Regions from separate parts of the Homo sapiens genome. Here region 1 is linked to region 2. Evidence: read pairs that join two places in POLR2A ChIA-PET (ENCODE). Cell type or tissue: Panc1. All regions are shown on one strand. Links, peaks and the distances in the headings refer to the core of each region. The heading gives the core; the rest is flanking DNA. Region 1 overlaps TANGO6 (transport and golgi organization 6 homolog). Region 2 overlaps TANGO6 (transport and golgi organization 6 homolog).

Evidence for each region. ChIA-PET counts read pairs that join two places held together with the same protein. Peaks named below come from ENCODE experiments on the same cell type or tissue, not always from the same donor. Only the 100,000 strongest peaks of a DNase experiment are listed, where the experiment ranks them.
Region 1: POLR2A ChIA-PET joins it to region 2 with 6 read pairs; 3 of 35 experiments call an interaction of 5 or more read pairs at or near these places.

Annotation. Positions count from the first base shown.
Region 1 is chr16:69,046,095-69,055,525 of GRCh38, reverse strand. The region is part of intron 17 of TANGO6 (transport and golgi organization 6 homolog); the gene reads right to left. Among named protein-coding and RNA genes, the nearest start is that of HAS3, 55 kb to the left of the region's middle. In Panc1, for the core only: no CTCF peak of the experiment used is centred there; no DNase peak of the experiment used is centred there.
Region 2 is chr16:68,947,906-68,957,336 of GRCh38, reverse strand. The region is part of intron 14 of TANGO6 (transport and golgi organization 6 homolog); the gene reads right to left. Among named protein-coding and RNA genes, the nearest start is that of TANGO6, 110 kb to the right of the region's middle. In Panc1, for the core only: no CTCF peak of the experiment used is centred there; a DNase peak (open chromatin) is centred at 4,603.

The sequences.
Region 1 (9,431 bases), core at 471-8,470, 99 kb before region 2:
TGTAGTCTTAGTTGGAACATTAAGACTCCTTTCTAGAATTTTGCATTTGGGTCTAGAAAGGGAATCTGAGTGTTGGATATAACACTGGGCCACCATCAGTGGTTATGTTGCTGCCACAGGAAGAAAGCCAGATTCCAGGACAGGGGACTGAAGGTGAAATGAAAGGGAAGCATAGACAGGAGATGGAGTATTCCAGTTTGTGATTCTGAGTCGCTGACCCCCCAGCTCTATCTCTGCTTTTCCCACAACGTGGTTGTTCAGCCCTTCTTTGGATGCAACAGGCTAAACGCTCCCTTTGCTTAAGCTTGTTTAGACAAGGTTTCTTTTACTTAAAACCAAATAACTCTGAGTACAGTCACACAGCCCCTTCATACCTACTTTCTCCATTGATAAAGAGGGAAGAATGAAGCCTGTCTCCTGAAAGCTGGTGGACTGAACATATGCATACATCACTGCTCTCTCTTGAAACCCCACTAAAATTATGTAGAGGGATAAAAAAAAAAAATTGGCATCTTTAAGTTACCAGAACAAAAAGAACTAACAAGACAATAGCAACAGAAGTTTTTTTTTTTTTTTTTTTTTTTTGAGACGGAGTCTCGCTGTGTCACCCAGGCTGGAGTGCAGTGGCTTGATCTCGGCTCACTGCAAGCTCCGCCTCCCGGGTTCACGCCATTCTCCTGCCTCAGGCTCCCGAATGGCTGGGACTACAGGCACCTGCCACCGCGCCCTGCTAATTTTTTTTTTTTTTGTATTTTTAGTAGAGATGGTGTTTCACCGTGTTAGCCAGGATGGTCTCGATCTCCTGACCTCGTGATCCGCCCACCTTGGCCTCCCAAAGTGCTGGGATTACAGGCTTGAGCCACCACGCCCGGCCAGCAACAAAAGTTTTGATACTAGAAAGTAGTTGGATGAATCCTAGGGTCATGGTCCTGATTTGCCCAGGATAATATATTGTATGCCTGATGCCCTGGTAATAATTATTAATAGTATCCTCTTTCACCCTCAAAAGTGTCCCAGTCTGGATGATAAATTGATTCATTAAGCCTAAGAGTCCCAGAAGCAGGCCTAACGTACCACAGAATCTCAGAAAATTTCAGGAGTTGATGGCACCATGCCTCTTAAAATCAGGGTGAACAGAAGACCTGGTTGAGAGTATGTCTGAGTAGCAATCAGGTCCCCTGAGCCCTCTTCTACTACTCTCTGCATCCAGGTAACTGCCCCTCCCCAACCAGCAGAAGCCTGGAGTGTTTACCCTTTGGAGGGTCCTACCAGAGAGACTCTGGATAGGTAGACATTAGATAGAGACACAGATGAGAGTGCGATGGTAAAAACAGGAGGATAAGTGAAAGTCTACACACTGAATGGTGAGACCTCCATCCTTCTCTTTCCACTCATCTTCCGGAACCCTCCAGCCAGGCTTCTATCCTCTATGGGAGACCAAGATTCTTTTTTTTTTCTTTTGAGACAGAGTCTTGCTCTGTTGCCCAGGCTGGAGTGCAATGGAGTGATCTCAGCTTACTGCAACCTCCATCCCCGGGGTTCTAGCGATTCTCCTACCTCAGCCTCCTGATTAGCTGGGATTACAGGCCCCTGCCACCATACCTGGCTAATTTTTTTGTATTTTTAGTAGAGACGGGTTTCGCCATGTTGGCTAGGCTGGTCTGGAACTCCTGATCTCAGGTGATCCACCCGCCTTGGCCTCCCAAAGTGCTAGGATTACAGGCGTGAGCCACCGTGCCTGGCCGAGACTAAGATTCTTTTCTGCCAAGCCCCCCAAGAAAGACTTCAACATAGTCACAGTACGGAGTCTCCCAATGATATCACCTGGCCAGATCATCACCCTCTTATAAAGTCCTCTAGTCCATAAATAAGTACCTGTACATAGAGTATCATCAGCTTTTGAGTGCTCTGTTCTTAAATCTTGCAGTAGGCTTAGAAGTAACCAGTCCAGACAAGAGCAGTGGATGAAGGCTTATAGGAGACATGCCTCCAAGAAGATGAAGCTGTTAGATTACCTGATGTGTCTGAACCTTTTATGAGATTTATAAACTTTCAGCAAAGATTGGGGATGAATTAATGATAGGTTCATAGAAAAGTAACAGATGTAAACATGAAACATTTATTAACTTTAGAGAAAACTAAAATTCAAACAAGAAAGGAAATGTGATCATAGAATAGATAACAGTTACAGTCATAATAACATAAACACTGAATGCTGATATTAAAAAACTGTAATGTAACTAAATAGGGAGAATGGGGAGGGGGAATATATATATTTGTGAGAGCATGTTAATAATAATAATAATAATGAATACATATTGAGCTTTTAGAACCTATACATTCTAAATGCTTTTCATAGATAAGTTCAATTAATTCTTATAACAACTCTATAAAGTGGTACTATTATTTTTATTTATTTTTTGAGACCGAGTTTCGCCCTTGTTGCCAGGAGTACAGTGGCACGATCTCGGCTCATTGCAACCTCTGCCTCCCGAATTCAAGCGATTCTCCTGCCTCAGCCTCCTGAGTAGCTGGGATTATAGACATGCACCACCATGCCTGGCTTATTTTGTATTTTTAGGAGAGATGAGGTTTCTCCGTGTTGGCCAGGCTGGTCTCGAACTCCTGACCTCAGGTGATCCACCCACCTCGGCCTCCCAAAGTGCTGGGATTACAGGCATGAGCCACCGTGCCTGGCACTATTATTATTATTTCCATTTTATAGATGAGGAAGTTGAGGAGAAGAGAGGTCAACTAATTTGTGCAGGGTCTCACTGCCAGCAAGTTGCAAAGCTGGGATTTCAGCTTGGACATCCAGCTCCAGAGTCCATACTTGAAGCCAAAGCCACTGGACTGTTTCTTCATACCTCCCACATAGGCCAGTTTTTCCACCTTTGGAACAGAAGCTGAGGGGGCCCACTTTTATACATACTAGGAGGTCAAGTGAACTGAAGAATCAAGGTTGGGTACAGTGGCTCACACCTGTAATCCTATGACTTTGGGAGGCCGAGGTGGGCAGATGGCTCAAGCTCAGGTCTTGACCAGTCTGGGCAACATGGCAAAACTCAGTCTCCACAAAAAATACAAAAATTAGCTGGGTGTGGTGGTGTGTGCTTGTAGTCCCAGCTACTCGGGAGGCTGAAGTGGGAGGATTGCTTAAGCCTGGGAGGCTGAGGTTGCAGTGAACTGAGACTGTGCCACTACACTCCAGCTTGGGAGACAGAGCAAGACCCTGTCTCCAAAAAAAAAAAAAAAAGAAAAGAAAAATCAAGGCCTGAGAGCAATGGCACACACCTGCAATCCCAACATCATTTTGGGAGGCCAAGGTGGCAGGATTGCTTGAGCCTAGGAGTTTGATACGACTAGCCTGGGCAATATAGGGAGACACCATCTCTACAAAAAATTTAAAAAATTAGCCAGGTGTGGTGGTACACACCTGTAGTCCCAGCTACTCAGAGGCTATGGTGGGAGGATTGTCTGAGCCCAGGAGGTCAAGGCTGCAGTGAGCCATGATGGTGGCACTGCACCACTCCCACCTGGGTCGACAGAGCAAGACTGTGTCTAAAAAAAAAAAAAAAAGAAAAAGAAAGAAAGAAAAGAAAAAAGGAAAATCAAGAAATAGCAGTATAAGCATACCATCTGTAAATATGGAAAAAATATATATATATATTTTTAATTTTTTGAGACAGTCTCGCTCTGTTGCCCAGGCTGAAGTGCAGTGGCGTGATCTTGGCTCACTGCAGCCTCCATCTCCTGGGTTCAAGCAATTCTCCAGCCTCAGCCTCCTGAGTAGCTGGGATTACAGGCGCATGCCTGGCTAATTTTTGTATTTTTTGTTTTTTGAGATGGAGTTTCACTCTTGTCCACTAGGCTGGAGTGCGATGGCACAATCTCAGCTCACTGCAACCTCTGCCTCCTGACCTCAAATGAGTCTCCTGCCTCAGCCTCCTGAGTAGCTGGGATTACAGGCACCCAATACCACACCCAGTTAATTTTTGTATTTTTAGTAGAGACAGGGTTTCACCATGTTGGCCATGTTTCACCGTGTTGTCAAACTCCTGACCTCAGGTGATCTGCCCACCTCAGCCTCCCAAAGTGCTGGGATTACAGGTGTGAGTCATTGTGCCCAGCCTTTTGTATTTTTAGTAGAGACGGGGTTTCATCATGTTGGCCAGGCTGGTTTTGAACTCCTGACCTCAAGTCAGGATCCACCCACCTCAGTCTCCCAAACTGCTGGGATTACAGGCGTGAGCCACCGTGCTCAGCCGAAAGTAAATTTAAAAACCAAAACAAAACAACAAAACAAGTGGAAAATGGTTGCTGATGGGGAATAGGAACACTAAGTGAGAAACAAGCTTTGTAAAACTATTGTTTTAAAAATACATATGTTTATGTAATTTTATTTTTATTTTAAATAATATTTAATTACATTATATTTTAAATTATGCAATCAATTTAATATGTAATTTAATTACATAATATTTTTATTTGGGGGGAATAAAAATTAAATTAGAAAATAAATAAATCAACAATAAAGACAACCCAATTAAAAAATGGGCAAAGAAATTGAACAGACATTTCTCCAAAGATGATATACAAATAGCTAAGTGCAATGGCTCACGCCTGTAATCCCAGCACTTTGGGAGGCTGAGGCAGGAAGATTACTTGAGCCCACGAGTTTGAGACCAGCCTGGGCAACATAGTGAGACCCCATCTCTACAAAAAATAAAAAAATTAGGGCCGGGCGCGGTGGCTCAAGCCTGTAATCCCAGCACTTTGGGAGGCCGAGGTGTGTGGATCATGAGGTCAGGAGTTTAAGACCAGCCTGACCAACATGGTGAAACCCTGTCTCTACTAAAAATACAAAAATTAGCCGGGCATGGTGGTACATGCCTGAAATCCCAGCTACTCAAGAGGCTGGGGCAGGAGAATTGCTTGAACCCGGGAGGCGGAGGTTGCAGTGAGCTGAGATCGCACCACTGCATTCCAGCCTGGGTGACAGAGCAAGACTCCGTCTCAAAAAAAAAAAAAAAATTAGCTGGGCATGGTGGCATAGTTTAGGAGGCTGAGGTGGAAGGATTGCTTGAGCCTAGGAGTTTGAGGCTGCACCGAGCCATGATCGTGCCACACCATTCCAGCCAGGATGACCATGAGACCCCGTTTCAGAAAAAACAAAAACAAAAACCTAACAAGCTCAACATCTTTAGCCATGAGGGAGATGCAAAATCTAAACCTTATCATAGGAGTTCATATTTGATACATGCTAGAATGTATGATGGACAATAACAAGTGTTCGTGAGGATATGGAGAATTTGGAAACCTCATGCATTGCTGGTGGGAATGTAAACTCATGCAGTCACTTTGAAAACAGTCTGGCAGTTCCTCAAAAGTTAAACACAGAATTACCATATGACCCAACAATTCCACTTCTAGGTATATACCCAAGAGAAATGAAAACATATATTTACACAAAAACTTCTACACAAATGTTCATAGCAGCATTGTTTAAAATAGCCAAAAAGTAGAAACATCCTATATGTCCATCAACTGATAAATGGATAAACAAATGTGGCATACCTATACGATGGAATCTTATTCAGCTGCAAACATTAAGCTCTGATATATGCTACACCATGGATGAGCCAGGCAGGGTGTGGTGGCTCATGCCTGTAATCTCAGCACTTTGGGAGGGGAGGCAGAGGCAGAAGGATCACATGAGCTCAGGAGTTCAAGACCAGCCTGGGCAACATAGTGAGACCCCATCTTTATAAAAAAGAAAAAAAAAAAGCCAGACATAGTGGCTCATGCCTGTAATCCTAGCATTTTGGGAGGCTGGGCGGGGAGGGGTGGTGGATCACTTTAAGTCAGGAGTTCAAGACCAGCCTGGCCAACATGGTGAAATCCCGTCTCTACTAAAAATACAAAAATTAGCCAGGCATGGTGGCAAGTGCCTGTAATCCCAGCTACTCGGGAGGCTGAGGCAGGAGAATTGCTTGAACCTGGGAGGCAGAGGTTGCAGTGAGACGAGATGGCGCCATTGTACACCAGCTTGGGGGACAAGAGCGAAACTTCGTCTCCAAAAAAAAAAAGAAAGAAAAAAAATTTTTAAAGAAAGAAAACATGGATGAGCCTTAACCACATGATACTAAAGGAATGGAAGGAGGCAGACACAGAAGGCCACATATTGTATGACTCATTTATATGAAATGTCTAGAATAGGCAAATCCATAGTGAGAAAGTAGATTAGTGATTGCTAGGGGCTTGGGGGAGAGGAGAACGGGGAAGAGGAGAATTGGGGAGTGGAGTATGGAGTTTCTTTTGGGGGGCAATGAAAATGTTGTGGAATTAGATATTGATGAGCATTGCACCACTTTATGAATATGCTAAAATTGCAGAATTATATACTTTGAAAGGGTGAATTTTATACTATATAAATTATGTCTCAAATTAAGAAACAGTGACAAGAAATACAAGGTAAGGGGAAGAGGGGGCTCTGGTGCTATTGACGAAGAGAGCACACTCATTTTACCTCCTTCGGGTCAGCAGCAGCAGCCTTGCAGAAGGCCGGCCCCATCTGCCTGGGCCTGGCTTTGACTTTTTGCTGTTCATCAGCTTCCCTCAGCTTGGGTCTGTCCCCAGCCTAGTACTGCTCCTTTTCCAACACACTTTTGGCCCTGCTCTCTCAGGACCCTGACTCAAATCCTGGGACAAGTAAGCCCCTGAAATCTCTAGGAGTAACTCTTGTAATTAAAAAAGCAGAGCATCATATACAAACCATTTATTTTCTTTAGCCAGGGTTTGCCTTCTCTCTCACAGAGAAGTAGGAGAGTAATCTCCAGTATTAATGGTGAACCCACCATTCATAAATAACCTTATCAGGAAGAGGCTTCAGCCATCAGAGTCCAATACTGAGCTCATGTGATTAAAAATCATTCCTGCATGGAGGCCTGAGTTTGCCTCAGAACTTAAAACAGCTGTCAATTAATAATTAATCCCTGGGAGGCTAAGGCAGGAGGATTGCTTGAGCCTAAGAGTTTCAGGCTGCAGTGAGCTCTGATCACACCACTGCACTCTAGCCTGGGCAACAGAACAAGACATCCATCTCTTAAAAAAAAATTAATCCTGGCAGGGCACAGTGGTTCACGCCTGTAATCCTGGCACTTTGAAAGGCAGAGGTGGGCAAATTGCTTGAGGTCAGGAGTTTGAGACCAGCCTGGCCAACATGGCGAAACCCCACCTCTACAAAAAAAAAAAAAAAAAAAAAAAATACAAAAAATTAGCTGCACTTGGTGGCGTGCACCTGTAATCCCAGCTAGTCAAGAGGCTCAGGCACAAGAATCGCTTGAACCCAGGAGGCAGAGGCAGCAGTGAGCTGATATTGCGCCACTGTGCTCCAGCGTGGGTGACAGAGCAAGACTCTGTCTTATAAAAAGAAAAGAAAAGAAAAAAAAACTCCCAAACTCTTCTAAAGATGCTTCCAGGTTTGGCTTGTTTTTGAAGAAACAACCTGATGTTAAGACTTTTTATCATTTTGAAGGAATTAATTCTAAAGCTGAATACTGATCTCCCACAAAACAGATAGAGAATAGATTATTCTTTTGTCATCTAAAATTAGGGATTACAAGGAAGAAAACTGCTCTGAGAATTATCTTTTAATACTAAAAAGCAAGGGAAAGAGTTTCAATATAAAATGCTGCCATTTTATATTGTGGCTATATATTATATTAGCCACTATAAATCCATGTGCAAAGTTCTCAAATATTTTATAGTCCTTCTAAGAAGTTAACTTTCAATAAACTATGTAGAGGGCTGCAGCAGTAGTTACCTTGATAAATCAACCCCCAATCACTCATTTTTTTAAGATCAACTTTTTTCCCAATTGTATATATATTCAATTCTCGTTATTTGTGGTAGTTATGTTTTATAACGTTGCTGTGAGTGCTGCATTAGCAGATATTGAACCACTGCTCCTAGGGGAAATGTAAGATTAGGGTCCTGAGAGCCTCTGGTCACACCAAATCACTCACCTTTTTTTTTTTTCCTTTGAGATGGACCCAAGCTGGAGTGCAATGGTGCGATCTTGGCTCACTGCAACCTCTGCCTCCCAGGTTCAAGTGATTCTCCAGCCTCAGCCTCCCGAGGAGCTAGGACTACAGGCAACCACCATCATGCCTCGCTAATTTTTGTATTTTCAGTAGAGATAGGGTTTCGCCATGTTGGCCAGGCTGGTCTCGAACTCCTGACCTCAGGTGATCTGTCCACCTTGGCCTCCCAAACAAAGTGCTGGGATTATAGTTGTGAGACACCGCGCCCAGCCTAAAATCACTCTTTTTTTTTTTTTTTTTGAGACAGAGTCTCACTCTGTTGCCCAGGCTGGAGTGCAGTTGCACAATCTCGGCTCACTGCAGCCTCCACCTCCTGGGTTCAAGTGATTCTCCTACCTCAGCCTCTTGAGAAGCTGGGATTATAGGCACGGACCACCACGCCCAGCTAATCTTTGTATTTTTAGTAAAGACAGGGTTTCACCATGTTGGTCAGGCTGGTCTCGAACTCCCGACCTCAGGTGATCCACCCATCTCAGCCTCCCAAACAAAGTGCTGGGATTACAGGCGTGAGCCACCACGCCTGGCCTAAAATCACTCATATTTTAAATCTTTTTCTTTTTCCTCTCTGTTCTTCACATTATATAATTTCTAGTACTCCATCTTTCAATTCACTTATTCTTTTCTTGGTTAATTCCATTTAGTGATTTTTTTTTAAGTCACTGTAGTTTTTAGTTCTAGGACTTCCATTTGGCCCTTTTAAAATCATTTCTATTTCTTTTCTGAGATTTCCCATCTTTGCAGAAATATTTCTCCTCTACTTCATTGAGGATAATTATAATATTTGCTTTAAAATCCTTTTCTGGCCAGGTGCGGTGGCTCATGCCTGTAATCCCAGCACTTTGGCAAGGAGGCTGAGGCGGGCAGATCACCTGAGGTCAGGAGTTTGAGACCAGCCTGACCAACATGGTGAAAACCTGTCTACTAAAAATACAAAATTAGCCACGTGTGGTGGCACATACCTGTAATCCCAGCTACTAGGGAGGCTAAGGTGGAAGAATCGCTTGAATAGGTAGGCAGACGTTGCAGTGAGCCGAGATCGTGCCACTGCACTCCAGCCTGGGCAACAAGAGTAAAACTCCATCTAAAAAAAAAAAAAAAATCCTTTTCTGATAATTCTAACATCAGGATTACCTTGAGGTTCGTCTTAGTTGATTTTCTTCTCTCTGGGGAACATGTTCCATTTTCCTGGTTTTTCATATATTGAGTAACTTATATTGGGTTGTATTTATATTGGGTTGTATACATGAGTTGTATCCTGGACATTATGAATGTTAAGTTATTTTGACTCTGAATCCTGTTCTCCAATGAGTGGTCTATTGGTTTTTT
Region 2 (9,431 bases), core at 892-8,891:
GAGAAGGAAGAAATGGGGAATTATTGCCTAATGTTATAGAGTTTCTGTGTGGGCTGATGAGAAAGTTTTAGAAATAGTGATAATGACTACATTATCAATACAACTAATGACACTGAATTGTAGATTTTTAAATAATTAAAATGGCCAACTTTATGTTGCTATACATGCATGCATGCATGCATACACACATAAAACCGCAATAAAATATTTTTTAATTATTAAAAAATTTAAAAATTAAAGTAAAAATAAAAAATGACAATGAGGATTCTTCGAGGTCTAGGATGAAGGGGCCTTCTTCCATAGGAGATATGCTTTCATTTCTGCAAGACTCTTATAGACACTACAGGTATAGAAACATTTTAAATTCTAATTCCCTGCTTGAGATTTCCTGAATCCCAATAAAGCAAGTCAGCAGAAGAGGTCCATTCCGTGATCATAACCTCTCAAATACAAGTTTTCTTTTTCTTTTCCTTTTTTTTCTTTTGAGACAGAGACTTACTCCGTCGCCCAGGCTGGAGTGCAGTGGCGCAATCTCGGCTCACTGTAACCTCTGCCTCCTGAGTTCAAGTGATTCTCCTGCCTCAGCCTCTCGAGTGGCTGGGATTACAGGTGCCTGCCACCATGACTGGCTAATTTTTGTATTTTTAGTAGAGTCAGGGTTTTACCATATTGGCCAGGCTAGTCTCAAACTCCTGACCTCAGGTGATCCAACTGCCTCGGCCTCCCAAAGTGCTCAGATTACAGACATGAGCCACTGTGCCTGGCCTCAGATAGAGGTTTTCTTTCCTTATTCCCTCCTGCTCTGCTTAGTGCCAAGACAAGTCTACTCCCAGACCCTTGGGAACAGGTGAAGGTACTTGAAGGTACATCTGGAGGCGTATTCCTTAGCGGGTCTAAGCTTAATGTTGGAGGGCCTTCTGTTAGACTCCTACTTCAAACTTGGTCTGGGCTTTCATTTCTGCAATGTTGCCCTTCAAAGCCATGAAACCCACAGCTTAATTTCAAGCAAATGCCCTCAGAGTAAATGCAGGTTCTTATGTTCAGTTCACCTCATAGAGTTCTGGTTTTCTCTTTAGATGCTGGCTTGGTTATTCCCTGTTTTCTTATGAGCTCTTTAATGCTTTTAAAGTGTTTTAAATATGTTACCCTATGTAATAGTTGTTTTTATTTTTTGTTTTGTTTTTTTGAGACAGAGTCTCACCCCATTGCGCAGGCTGGAGTGCAGTGGTGCAATCTCAGCCCACTGCAACCTCCACCTCCTGAGTTCAAGCAATTCTCCTGCCTCACCCTCCCGAGTAGCTGGGATTACAGGTGCCCACCACCATGCCCAGCTAATTTTTGTATTTTTAGTAGAGATGGGGTTTCACCATGTTGGCCAGGCTGGTCTTGATCTCCTGACCTCAGGTAATCCTCCAGCCTCGGGCCTCCCAAAGTGTTGGGATTACAGATGTGAGCCACCATGCCTGGCTTATATAATAGTTATTTTTAGCTGAGTTATCTCATTATTACTGGAAGTGGAAGGCAGATATCTATTTTTTTATAGAATATGTATAGTTTGAATTTAAGATTTAATGTTTTAATCTACCTGACAAATATGCTGCATGTTAAGGTTTCTTTGTATTACTAATAGTATATCAGACTTTCCACTGATAAATTCTATCATGCTAAACAAGTATATTCACTCCTGAATCTTTCTCCTTTATACTGTTGTCTCACTGAGTAATTTAAATTGAATTTATTTTCACATTTTCACGTACAATTTTTGACCCAGTGACCCAACTGATCGTCTCAGCATCTTAATAAGTGCTGCAAGTAACAGCTTCTAATAAGTATGAGTGAAAGATCAAACACCACTGTGCCAATGCAGTCACAGTGAGGAGCAGAGCAGCGTTGCTCTATGAGCTGTCATTTTCCTTGTATGTCCCCTGTTATGAATGGCATCTGGACAGATATATCCCGGATGAAATTCTGCTCCTAGCTTAACCATTTGGTTGCTGAATTGCAAGACAAATAATAGATACATTCAATTTTATCTAATTAGTATACTCTGACTTAATAATTTTGCAAACTGAATCACTTTACAAACTAAATATAGAGAAGTTATTATTATGGTCTGGTTTCCAAGCAACGATTTCATTAAGAAAAGCTCCACTTGGGAAAAACATCTGTTTGTCAGTTAGGTTTCTGCTGTCATATAATTTCACAGTGAAAAAGCCATAGTCACTCTGTGCTTTAGTAATCCCTAGTTGTGAAAAGGTCAACGGGGGGTACTACACCGAGGGAAGCCATCTGTTTCAATCTGTACTAGTCCCTGAACCTTGTTGTCATGAAACAATTCAGTTTCCCTAAACAGCCATGTAATTTTAAAAACATTCTCTTCTTATTATAAAATCAATACGTGTTCATATTAGAAAACATGAAAAATATAAAAGACACAAAGAAGAAAATAAAAATCACCTGAGTTTTTGATGCCTTCATGTTAGATCTCATTTGAAAATGGATTCCACCGCTAAAAAATTACTTAAAACCCACTGGCCTAAAATAATGCCATATGGTTTTTTACCTTTTTAATCTGCAATTAGGATGTTTTTCATAATGGTTAAGGGCTGTGTGTTGGACAACCAAGCTCAGAAATTTGTACAGATATCCAAACATTCTCATTGCATTTTATGAAAGTAGGCTTAAGGAGAGACTGAATTCTCCATCAGTGGTGAAGAGGTGAGGAAGGGTGTGTATGTGGCATGACACATGAAATGTGGTATAAAACTTTCTCGCTAGGCACGTACATAGCCTGACAGTGAGTTCTCAAAACTTTTTTTTTCTTTTGAGCAGCAGAACTTTGTTTTTCCATGAAATCTTAAGAGAGGGCTTGATGAAAGAGAGAAAAGGAGAGCCATCTGGTTAGAGTGGGTTGCCTGGTGCTCCAAACCCACTCACCCATGCCCCTCCTTACTGATCCTAAGGGTCTGGAGGGCACAGGCGTTCATGCAGTTCTTGCCTCCTGCTCCTCCCTGCTGTAGTCCTGCTGCTTTGCTGTTTCGCATCCTACAACACTCTTTCCTCCTTCCTTTTTTTTTTTTTTTTTTTGAGATGGAGTCTTGCTCTGTTGCTCAGGCTGGAGTGTAGTGGCACGATCTCAGCTCACTGCAACCTCTGCTTCCTGGGTTGAAGCAATTCTCCTGCCTCAGCCTCCCAAGTGGCTGGGATTACAGGCACACACCACCACACCCAGCTAACTTTTCTTTTTTTTTGTATTTTTAGTAGAGACGAGGTTTCACCATGTTGGCCAGGCTGGTCTCGAACTCCTGACCTCAAGTGATCCGCCCACCTCGGCCTCCGAAAGTGCTGGGATTACAGGCATGAGCCACTGTGCCTGGTCTCCTCCCTTCTTTACTAGGTTAATTCCTAACTACCCACAGATCCTCACTGATGGGTTACTGCCTCGTTCCCTTGCTGTCAGGGAAAATGTCCCTAAAACATGTTTAGTGAAGCAATTAAATACATCTTAATTTCATGGTTTCTGGGGCTCATTTCAAGTCCTTCTCCTCCTATTCATATAGACTAGCTGTCACAAAGGCGGGTTTCACGACCAAGAAGACAGTATGAGATACCTCCAGGTAGAGTCAGTTGCTTAAATGTCTACTTTACAAGCTATTAAGGAGGTCTAAGTATCTTCCCTACAGAACGGCTATTTAAATTTTGCCCTGGAGCCACCCTTTATCTAGTAAAGTTGGAATCTGAAGGCAAGTTAAGGAGGATGGAGTTAGTGAGAGAACACCATGTACCTTTTATTTAGAGCACCTGTGTCAAAACCATGTTTTACATTTGTGTGATTTTGTATCATTTGCTCTTCTCCAACTGTAAACTCCATGAAGGCAAGACATGACTGTTTTTCTCAGTGTTGTACCTTGCACAGCACCCTCAAACATAGCAGTGCTCAATAAATATCTGTTGAGGCGGGTGCAGTGGCTCACGCCTATAATCCCAGCACTTTGGGAGGCCGAGGCAGGTGTATCACCTGAGGTCAGGAATTCGAGATCAGCCTGGCCAACATGGCGAAACCCTGTCTCTGCTAAATACAAAAAACTAGCCAGGCGTGGTGGTGCGTGCCTGTAATCCCAGTTACTCAGGAAGCCGAGGCAGGAGAATCGCTCGAACCTGGGAGGCAGAGGTTGCAGTGAGCCAAGATTGTGCCACTGCACTCCAGCTTGGGAGACAGAGCAAGACTCCGTCTCACACACACAAAATAATAATAATAATAATAATAATAATAATAATAATAATAAAAAATACCTGTTGAGTGAATGAACATTTTAAGCCATTAACAACAACAACAAAAAGAAAACCCTAATTGCCAAAGAAAATATTTTACAATTCTCTTTTTGTCCCTATTTAAAGGTTATCAATAGTGGAAAACAAAAGTTGAACACAAAGTACAAAAGTGATTCTAAAACAGCTTTCTCCTAAGAAACACCTTAGCAATCATGTCCCAGCAGGTGGACAGAGAGATGACCTAATGAGGTCTTTGGCAGCTCAAGGGGTTGTGATTCATTCCCTGAGGCTCAATTCATTCCCAACCTTCAATCCTCCTCTGGGGCAGGAGAGATACCACAAGGTCAGGAAGCACAAAAGCCTAATGTAAAAATCTAAAAATGTGTTGCCCAAACTGTACAGACACCATTTAAGTTTACCTTCCACCACTGCCAAGTTCTCAACGTGACCTGAGAGGGGGTAATTGATGCTTCATTCAGTTAAAAATTGTAAAGTTATGATTCACCAACAAAAGGAACTATGTCAGTGTTAATAAAAAATATAATTGGGCTTACTAAGTGTGTGAACAGCTTCAAGTATCATCTTAATCACATCTGGTGAGATTAGGAATTTTAATTTGTATTTGAGATGAAGGGTGACATAGGCTGCTTGCTCTTTAGTTGGGGAGGGAAACACAAAAGCAGGGTGCACCTCTAGCTGATACTGCAATAAAGCTCCAGTAAAAACCATGGATTACTTAGAGAGTGTGGGATGCTGTATTTAAGGGGAAGTCTGAAGAGGGACTTGCTGTTTTACTTACAAGCTCTCTCACTACTCCATCCTCCTTAACTTGCCTTCAAATTCCAACTTTACTAGAGAAAGGGTGGCTCCAGGGCAAAATTTAAATCGCTGTTCTGCAGGGAAGGTACTTAGACCTCCTTAATAGCTTGTAAAGTGGACATTTAAGCAACTGACTCTTTACCTGGAGGTATCTCATGTTGCCTTCTTGGTCATGAATCCTGCCTTTGTGACAGCTAGTCTATATGAATAGGAGGTGAGGGACTTTAAAGGAGCCCCAGAAGCCATGAAATTAAGAAGTATTTAATTGCTTCACTGAAAATGTCATGATCCATGGTTCCATGGTTTAATTTTACCATCCGTAAGAGCAGAGGCTGGCCAGGTGTGGTGGCTCACGCCTGTAATCTCAGCACTTTGGGAGGCCGAGGCGGGTGGATCACAAGGTCAGGAGATCGAGACCATCCTAGCTAACACGGTGAAACCTCGTCTCTACTAAAAATACAAAAAATTAGCTGGGCGTGGTGGCGGGTGCCTGTAGTCCCAGCTACTCAGGAGGCTGAGGCAGGAGAATGGTGTGAACCGGGAAGGCAGAGCTTGCAGTGAGCTGAGATCACGCCACTGCACTCTAGCTTAGGCGATAGAGCGAGACTCTGTCTCAAAAAAAAAAAAAAAAAAGAACAGAGGCCATGGTGTTGTGACAAAGGTGAGAAAATGCAATGGAAAAAGGAAGGAAGTACAGAGGCATAAATAAGGGCCTTGGCTTTGGAGTTGAATCCAGCCTCTATTACATACTGGTTGGCCAAGCAGTTGGCCTCTTAGCCCTGGTTTCTTTGTCTGAAAAATGGGAGATGAAGATACTGACTCCTATACCTTGCCTTCATGCCCATTTTGCTCCACTAACAACCTGAACTGCTTCCCTTCTGTTATACTTTATATTTGCCCAACCCCCCCACCCTGCCTTTTTTTTTTGAGACAGGGTCTCTGTCACCCAGGCTGGAGTGCAGTTGTATGATCACAGCTTGCTGCAGTCTTGACCTCTTGGGCTCAAGTGATTCTCCCACTTCAGCCTCCAGAGTAGCTGGGACTATAGGCATGCGCTACCACACCCGGCTAATTTTTAAAATTTTTATAGAGACAGGATTTTGCCATGTTGTCCAGGCTGGTCTTAAACTACTGGGCTCAAGTGATCGTCCACATCGACCTCCCAAAGTGCTGGGATTACAGGCAGCAGCCACAGCACCTGGTCTGGCCCCACTCTTGAACATCTTCCTACCTTTGCTTTTCCCTCAGCTTCAATCCCCTCACACTCATTTGAGTGTCTAAATCCTGCCCACCCATCTTTCATAGTCCTGAGAGCTCCACAAAAAACAACAGTACTGTTCTGAGTTTTTAACGTTATTTTTAAATTTTTTAAATTTACTTTTTTTTTGAGACAGAGTCTTGCTCTATTGCCCAGGCTGGAGTGCAACGGTGCCACATCAGCTCACTGCAACCTCCGCCTCCCAGGCTCAAGCGATTCTCCTGCCTCAGCCTCCTGAGCAGCTGGGATCACAGGTGCCCGCCACCACACCTGGCTAATTTTAGTACTTTTAGTAGAGATGGGGTTTCACCATGTTGGCCAAGCTGGTCTCGAACTCCTGAACTCGTGATCGACCCACCTCAGCCTCCCAAAGTGCTGGGACTACAGGTGTGAGCCACCGCGCCCATCCTAAATTTTTTTTTTAAAACAGAGTCTCGCTCTGTCGCCCAGGCTGGAATACAGTGGCTCGATCTCGGCTCACTGCAACCTCCGCCTCCCAGGTTCAAGCGATTCTCCTGCCTCAGCCTCCAGAGTAGCTGGGATTATAGGAACCCATACTATGCCCAGCTAATTTCGTATTTTTCGTAGAGATGGGGTTTCACCATGTAGGACCAGGCTGGTTTCAAACTCCTGACCTCAGGTGATCTGCTTGCCTCGGCCTCCCAAAGTGTTGGGATTACAGGCATGAGCCACCACGTGTGGCCTTTAATTTTTTTAAGTGTACAATTCAGTTAGTTTTGGTATATTTACCAGGCTGTGCAATAATCCCCACTATCTAATTCCAAAACATTTTCATCTCCTCACAAAGAAACCTCATATCCATTATCAGTCACTCCTTACTCCTCCATCCCCCACATCCTCTGACAACTATTACTCTACTTTCTGAATTTATACATTTGTCTGTTTTGGACATTTCATTCATATAGGAATCATACAACACATGGCCTTTTGTGTCTGGCTTCTTTTCCTTACCATATTTTCAAATTCATTCATGTTGCAGTATGAATCAATAGTTCATTCCTTTTTACTGCCAAATAATATTCCACTGTGTACATACATCAGATGTTATGAATCCATTCATCAGGCGGTAGATATTAATATGTATGTTGTTTCAATTTTTCAGCTATTATAAATAATGCCTATATATATATATAAATATAAACTTTTGTGTGGACATATGTTTTCATTTCTCATGGGTATATACCTAGGAGTGGAACTGATAGGTCACATGATAACCATGTTTAACCTTTTGAAAATGGCCAGACTATTTTTCAAAGCAACTGTACCATTTTACATTTCTACCGGCAACATTTCTTCACATCCTCATAATTTGTATTATTTTAAAGTAAGCTTTTTTTTTTTTTCTTTGAGACAGAGTTTCGCTCATCTCCCAAGCTAAAGTGCAATGGTGCAATCTCGGCTCACTGCAACCTCTGCTTCCCGGGTTCAAGCGATTCTCCTGCCTCAGCCTCCCAAGTAGCTGGGATTACAGGCACTGACAATCATGCCCGGCTAATTTTTGTCTTTTTAGTGGAGACAAAGTTTCACTATGTTGGCCAGGCTGGTCTGAAACTCCTGACCTCTAGTGATCTGCCTGCCTCGGCCTCCCAAAGTGCTGGGATTACAGGTGTGAGCCATCATGCCTGGCCAAGGTAAGCTATTTTTAAATGTCATTTATTGGCACCAGAAATACAACAGATCTCAAAAGTTCTATACAGAAAGCTACGTGCTTACTTAACTCACGCTCTCAGTAAACTGGATAAATCCCAGGATTGACTTCTTTCTTTCTTTCTTTCTTTTTGAGACGGAGTTTCACTATTGTTGCCCAGGCTAGAGGGCAATGGCGCGATCTCGGCTTACCGCAACCTGCCCCTCCCAGGTTCAAGCGTTTCTCCAGCCTCAGCCTCCCAGGTAGCTGGGATTAGAGGCATGCACCACCACGCTCAGCTAATTTTGTATTTTTAGTAGAGACAGGGTTTCTCCATGTTGGTCAGGCTGGTCTCGAACTCCCGACCTCAGGTGATCCGCCCACCTTGGCCTCCCAAAGTGCTGGGATTACAGGCGTGAGCCACCGCACCCAGCCACCCAGGATTGATTTCTGAAGCCTCTTTCCTAATGCTCCTAAAACAATGCTGATACTTTCAATGCTGAAACACTAATGATTGTCTGCAGGAAGAAGGGTGGGCAGTGTGTGAGGTAATACGTACTCACAGTCCATGTGAAAGATGAGTTTCAAAGATACACACAGAGATTGCTTAAAAATTAACACTTGACACATTGCCATGTTAGCAAAAATAAAACAAAAATCAAGCATGAGGTCAGCATACTATTAAGTTATAAACAGGGTTGATATATAGTGAAACAATTTTCCAAAGGTAGGCCTGGTTCTCCTATACTTAAGACCACTAGGAAACTCAGCCCTTGCATCTTGGGAACAAAAAGAATGAGGGCACTATGATTGATTATTTTTCCCTGTGGCAAAAATGTAGACTTCAGAGCCAGAGGCACAAATCCAAATCCTGATGTTGTCATGAGGTATCTGAGTCACTGTGGGCCAGTTACTTAACATCCTTAAGCCTCAGTTCCCTCATCTGTAAAATGGGGAGAATAATTCCTAACCTGCAGGGTTGCTGTGACTAGCACATAGATACTCAATAAATGCTAACTTGTCATAATAAATGACAATAGTTACTTACTGTCATTTCTCTTTACATCCAAGGCAATCTTGGAAAGTGAAAATAGCTAACAGTGAAGTAGCCGGTTCATCTTTTACTTACATGTAAGTACTAAATTGTTAAATATTCTGATGCAAATTTGAATGTATCAATCTTTGATTGATAAAGGAAACCACTGGACAGATATTCAAAAAATGAAGCTAGTGTAAAACTCAAGTGTTGTGGGCTTTGAAATGCAATCTCTGGCTTGGGAGAGGGAAAGAAGGCATCATATATATATATATATATCAGCTGCACTGTAGTAAGATAAGGTACAAGAGACTGGGAATCCCTGTAAAATGGCTTGATCCCAGCTCCATCACTCTCCCAACTTCTGTGACTGTAGGCAAGTCAATTCTTCAGTTATA